2 separate regions of the Mus musculus genome follow, and region 2 is linked to region 1. A link is a loop called in an ENCODE intact Hi-C map of the cell type or tissue named here. Cell type or tissue: left cerebral cortex. All regions are shown on one strand. Each heading gives the region's core, and the rest is flanking DNA. Links, peaks and the distances in the headings are about the cores only.

Region 1 (2,930 bases), core at 196-2,695:
CTCATTTTGAATCTAGGCATGTTTGGGATCTATCGCTAATCTGAATAGAATGTGTGGCAGTACAGAAGCTAGTAGGTTCCCAAGGCTCAGTTTACAATGAGACACTGCTCCTGTCTTTTCCACTCAAACATTTACTTTGGAATCTCTGAGGTACCAGGTATGCTGGATAGTTTCATGTTAACTAAACTAAAGTCACTTTAGAAACTCAATTGAGAAAATGCTTCCATAAAATTGGGCTATGGGCAAGCCTGTAGGGCTTAATTAATGATTGATGGAAGAGGGCCTAGCCATTGTGAGTGGTATCATCCCTGAGCTGGTAGCTCCCTGTTCTATAAGAAAGCAGTCTGAGCAAGCCAAGAGGGACAAGCCAATAAGCATCATCCTTCCATGGCCTCTGCAGCAGCTCCTGCCTCCAGGTCCTGAACCTTTTTGAGTTCTTGTCCTAACTTCCTTTAATAATGAACAGCAATGTGGAATTATGAGGCAAATAAACCCTTTCCTCCCTAACTTACTTTTCATCATGGTGTTTCATCATAGCACAGGAAACCCAAACTAAGACACCAGATGACAAGTCTACTTTTCCTAAGGCCAGCATGCTGCCAAAAAGTCCATGTCTCACAGAGCACTAGGTAATGTCCGAGGTGACAATAGACATAAGGGTGAAGATATCTTCCTCAGTCACAGAATCACCCCTCACCAGTGGAAGCTGAGGCAGGACTTTCTCACTGTGTCACCAATCAAAATTGCTAAGATCAAAAACAAGCAACAGAACATGCTGGTAAGGATGTGAAGAAAGGGAAACACTCCTCCATTGCTGGTGGGATTGCAAACTTGTACAGCCACTCTGGAAATCAATCTGGTGGTTTCTCAGAAAATTGGAAATAGTTCTACCTGAAGGCCCAGCTAAAAAGCTCCTGGGCATATACCCAAAAGATGCTCACTGTGTCTGGAATTTTGACCCAGGGGCACCATTGCCTTTGCAGAATACTTGTTTTGAGTTTCTAGCCTTTGCACACATTGCCAAGCAGCAGTCATGACTAGAGCAAATAGTGAAAAGTGCTACTTAAAGTCAAACAGGCATACAATTAAATTTCAGCTCTACCCCTTGCATGGAGATAGCTAGCTACTTAACCTCTCTCAGTATGCTTAGCATACTGAGTAGCAATAAGATTTATAATGGCACATTCATGAGGAGCCATATGGAAAGACATGCCTCCCCTAAGTGTTCCCTTCCTCCCCTGCCATTCTTCCTTATCCTCAGTTCCACTGAACCAATTACTGTCAAATGGTGCTAATGAAACAAATCTATTACCATTCATCTGAAACTGCATTCGTTTATATGAATAGAGGCTGAAAGGAATGCCTTGCCCAAAAGCAGACTAACACAGAAGCCAAAGCCTTGAGGATATCCTCATCTTGGTCAACTGACAAGTAGGACTTAGGTGTATACTGGGATAGTGAGCATGGTTCTATTTAGAAGCCAGACTAAAAGTTGCTTTTCTAAATGTTCTTCCTAGATTTTAGTACAAGCCAAACTTCAACATATGTGTGAATCTGTTAAGATGTAGAATTTTTTTTTTAATTCAGTGAGTCCTAGAAAAAGCTTGAGATCTTTCATTTAAGTATCCAGATGATGTCTATATGGTTGATCCACCAACAGTATGTTGAGCAGCCAGCACTAAAGGACTCTGTAAAAAGGCTTGTGCTAATTACTCAATGAATAATTCATCTCTGGTTTCTCTGATTAGCAGAACAGGACAAATTCTTTCCAGATCCCTGCCTTCCTAGGAGGATAGCTCAGTTGGCCGCAGGCTGAATACAGTCATTTTCTTCTATAACCTTCCTCTGTAAGGGTCCTGCAATTACATACTTTTTATTTACCAACTGTTTTTTTCAATGCAGAGTTCCCAGCAAGCTGTGATCAGAGATTAATCTGTTCTTTCATAGCTGAGAAAGTGAAGCCTACCTAAGAACACAGATCTTCTAACTTTGAGTAAACAGCATTAACTTACTGACTGTGAGCAATCAACGTTTGGGATGGCCATGACATGGCTATTGACTGACAGCACTAAGGGAAAATAGATTTGAACAAGACGTTATAAGAGACCTCCTCCTCTTTTGTTTTAATGCAACTTTGATACTAGTTATGGTGGAGTGGGGCGGGCCATTCACTATGGGGAGTGTTCTCCATTATATGTTACAGCACTCTTAAGATCCTCTGGTCAGTGCTATTTAGATAATCTTAAAGGTGAGGCACCTGCACATCCAGGACAGTTAAGTAAACTGCCTTACACTCGCACAGGAAGAAGTGGAGCAAGCTTCAAGGTGAATGCAATTGACTGTAAATCTGTAGTTTCCCCCTTAGCATCTCCTTCAAAACAGGGTGTTTTATGGATATGCTGTGTCAGTCAGTGAAGTTGCACAGGTTTGATAGATTGGCTGATTTATTGACAGATTGGTTGATAATACTGGCAGAGATCAATGTGTCTTTTAGCCAAGTCAATCCAGGGCTGACTTTTATTGCTTCAATTTGGCCTATAATAGATGTGGCTTTTGCTCTCCAGACAGTTTGTGAAGCAGAATAACTCGACTTGAGCTCATATTTCACTGAAATCTGCCACTCAAAGCGTTATTAAGAAGGTCTCACTTGTTAAGCTTGGCTCAAGACAGGAATTATAAGGTGGGAAAAAAAGCCTGTTGTCATCTTTGAGATACAAATGTGTTTGAGTCTTTCTCATCAGTATACTCTGACTAAAGACCAAGATTGGATAGTAATATATGAGACATCAGTGGCAGAAGGAACAACTATAGCTCAGGAATGAAGAGAAAACAAACCTGAATGTATGGAGGTAAGGTGCTAAATGGAAGTTCACTGTAAAACCTCCAAGTGGCAAGAAAAAAATGGAACACCAGGTGTCCTTACTTATATC
Region 2 (2,930 bases), core at 288-2,787, 1.9 Mb before region 1:
CAAATCTTATACAACAACAGCTGCAGCAAAATTGTATGCAGTGTTCAATGGAAAAGTAGCCTAGAAGCAAGCTAGGCTGAACTAAGTTTATATGACCCTTATATTTGAGCTGATAGACAAAGTTTGGGTGGATGGTTTGGACTGAAATAGGAGAGAATTCTCTAGACTAAGTAGTCAGCAGAGGTAAAGGAAAAGAAGCCTTTAAAGAATTATATATATATATATATATATATGTGTGTGTGTGTGTGTGTGTGTGTGTGTGTGTGTGTGTGTATGAGAAGAGTGTGTGGCCTATGGCTGATAATTGTGTAGGAGAGTTGGTTTGCTAGGGAGTGAAGAAGAAATAATGTTGCAGTAAATCTCCAATCCAAATAAGACGCACCCCCCCCCCCGGGTGGGGGAGAACACAACTCAATTAATATGAATACATGCTGTGCACCTAGATTGGGCAGATCTACCACTATACTACTATCTTCCCTATCTATGAGACTTTCCTTCCACCTCTTCCTCCATCATCCTCTCTTCACTTCTACAACCCTAAAATCCTGCCTACTTGCCCAGTCATTAGCTCCTTTATTAGGGGATTGGTTCACAAGAAGTCACCTGAGTATGACTCACTTCTTGTCTGCAGTCCCTTCTAGGACAGTGGAATTAGCATTAAAATACAAAGAGCACCAGATTTATCCACAATAAAATAATATTAATCTATTGATTTCTCTAAAATTTACCAAGTATTTCACATGATTCTTTTTTTCCCCATGTATTTGGCTTTATTTGGTATTGAGTTTTGATATTTCTTAGGGTATTTTATAAGCCATGTACATTTACATAACATATTTATTATCTATAGTCTGTAACACATCATTGGTTTTTATATGACAAATATTATATTGTGTCTTACCTAGGCCATGCCTATTCCCCAAGGTCATGTTTGTGTTCAGCCCCCAAATTAAAATTTTATATGGAAGAACAGAAGGACACAAATAATGAATGGGAAACAGAAAGATACAACAAGTGGAAGCTGTGTTTATTGTGTAAGGTGGACTTAGTGATGCTTGAGGATCTTATTATTTGCTTAGTTTTGTCTTTTGAAACAATATCACTATATATGCCTGGAATTAAAGATCCCCCTGCCACACCAATGTTTATTGGGGTAACATTTTACGACACCATGCCCAGGGTTATCTGGGCAGTTGGAATTGAGTGAACATTTTAGAATAATTGCCATTATCCTGAAGACAAATAATCTCCTGAACACATAAAATAAGATTCCTTAGCATATATACATGTGCACCAGTGTGTTTCTTTATATATAAAAATATATATGGCATGCATTTTCTGAAGTTTATTTTCTTATTTAATGTATATGTATGTCTGTATATGCTCACACAGAAAGAATATTACATGTATGGCATAAAATATTTTTATGAGGAATGTCTTGGTAAAAAAAACTTTTCTATTAAATTTTTTCCTGAGTATTGAATGTGAAAATTAACCTTAAAACGTATAGTTTATGGAAAATATGGTCACATTACAATCTTAGAGACTGTAAATACTTTAACAAGTATACAGTGTCTCCATTGCCTTTCTCTTTCTGCCAAACAGCTTTTGCATTCAATTAAGGTTCTCTGGAGGGGAAGCTTCAGAAATGGCAATCACCAAGCATACATACATTATTCTGGAGAGGCAAAATGCCAGCGAAGGTAAGTGAATATGACTGTGGATTTAGGTATGACCACTTGGTGGCGCCAAAGGTGACCTTGAGTTAAAAAACGCTTGCTTGTATCCAAGCTATTGATTCCATTTTAGCTAAATAAAGATGATAATAATCTGTTCTCGCTGTCAATGTAAAAAATAGAAGAATGAGTTTGACTAGATTACACAGAATCTCTTTAGATTCTGAGCTTGACACATAAAAAATCTTCTGTAAACAACTGTCATTGTTATATCTAGAGAATTGAGAAAATAAAGGACTATATTTCAATAGTCAGAAGGAGTACGGTCTAGTATTTATTCTTTTATTTTCTTGCTCTGTGATTTGTGTCACATACATTTTTCTATTGACACAAGAGAATTGTATCTACTACATATACTACAGGTGACATGTGTGTGCACACACATATGTGTGAGTGCTTGCACGCACACCCACAGAATATACAAAAAGAGATTTTCTCTCAAGCTTAATAGGAAAATACCAAGTTGCAGGCCCTTGAAATTGAATATGAGTGCCGTGTTTTACCTGACATTCGGACTGATGTTACTTGGATGATTATAGTGCTTTGAAAACAGCATAAGAGGGCCCTGTGCAAAGTACACTGAATGGGCTTTAGGGAACATAGGCTTGAGAATCTAAATGGAATCCTAGTCGTTATTGTGCTTTCTTATTGCAAGCCATAGTTTTAGAGAAGAATTAGGCTATCATTGTTTTTTTTTTTTTTTTAATTTCAGGCCACTAAAATGCAAAAGCAGTTTGGCAGAAAGAGCAAGACAATGAAAACCCTGTATAATTGTTGGCATTTATAGTTTCCAAAACTGTAGTGTGACCATATTTTACATAAATTATATGTTTTAAGTTTAATTTTCATATACACTATTTGAGAAGAAACTTATTAAGCAAATGTTACATCACATATTTTGTATTATTCCGAATAGTCAACCAGTTCACTCACTATTCTTAGAATATAAAAGGAATTAACAACAATATTGTTTTCTTTGATTCTGGTATTTGCTGTTATATAATATATGTAACCAATATTTCCATTTATGGATGTAAAATATTGCTTTTAATATAAACCTTCTTAAACCATAGGGTTTTAAGAAAAAAAGGCATAGATAGGTTTGGAAATGTTGAAGAGTTTAATACAACTTGGTTAGCATGTACGCAGTACTACCTTGTCAAATACTCTTTTCTAAAGTTGTTTATTTATTTA

The links. A loop is a pair of places that touch in the nucleus more often than their neighbours do. Peaks named below come from ENCODE experiments on the same cell type or tissue, not always from the same donor. Only the 100,000 strongest peaks of a DNase experiment are listed, where the experiment ranks them.
Region 2: a loop joins it to region 1, with 5 times the contacts of the local background. A loop is called at or near these places in 4 of 42 quality-filtered maps.

The regions. Positions count from the first base shown.
Region 1 is chr7:89,034,113-89,037,042 of GRCm38, forward strand. No RefSeq gene overlaps it. Among named protein-coding and RNA genes, the nearest start is that of Tmem135, 300 kb to the right of the region's middle. In left cerebral cortex, for the core only: no CTCF peak of the experiment used is centred there; a DNase peak (open chromatin) is centred at 1,569.
Region 2 is chr7:87,112,120-87,115,049 of GRCm38, forward strand. No RefSeq gene overlaps it. Among named protein-coding and RNA genes, the nearest start is that of Vmn2r79, 120 kb to the left of the region's middle. In left cerebral cortex, for the core only: a CTCF peak has its summit at 1,742 (motif pointing right); a DNase peak (open chromatin) is centred at 1,731.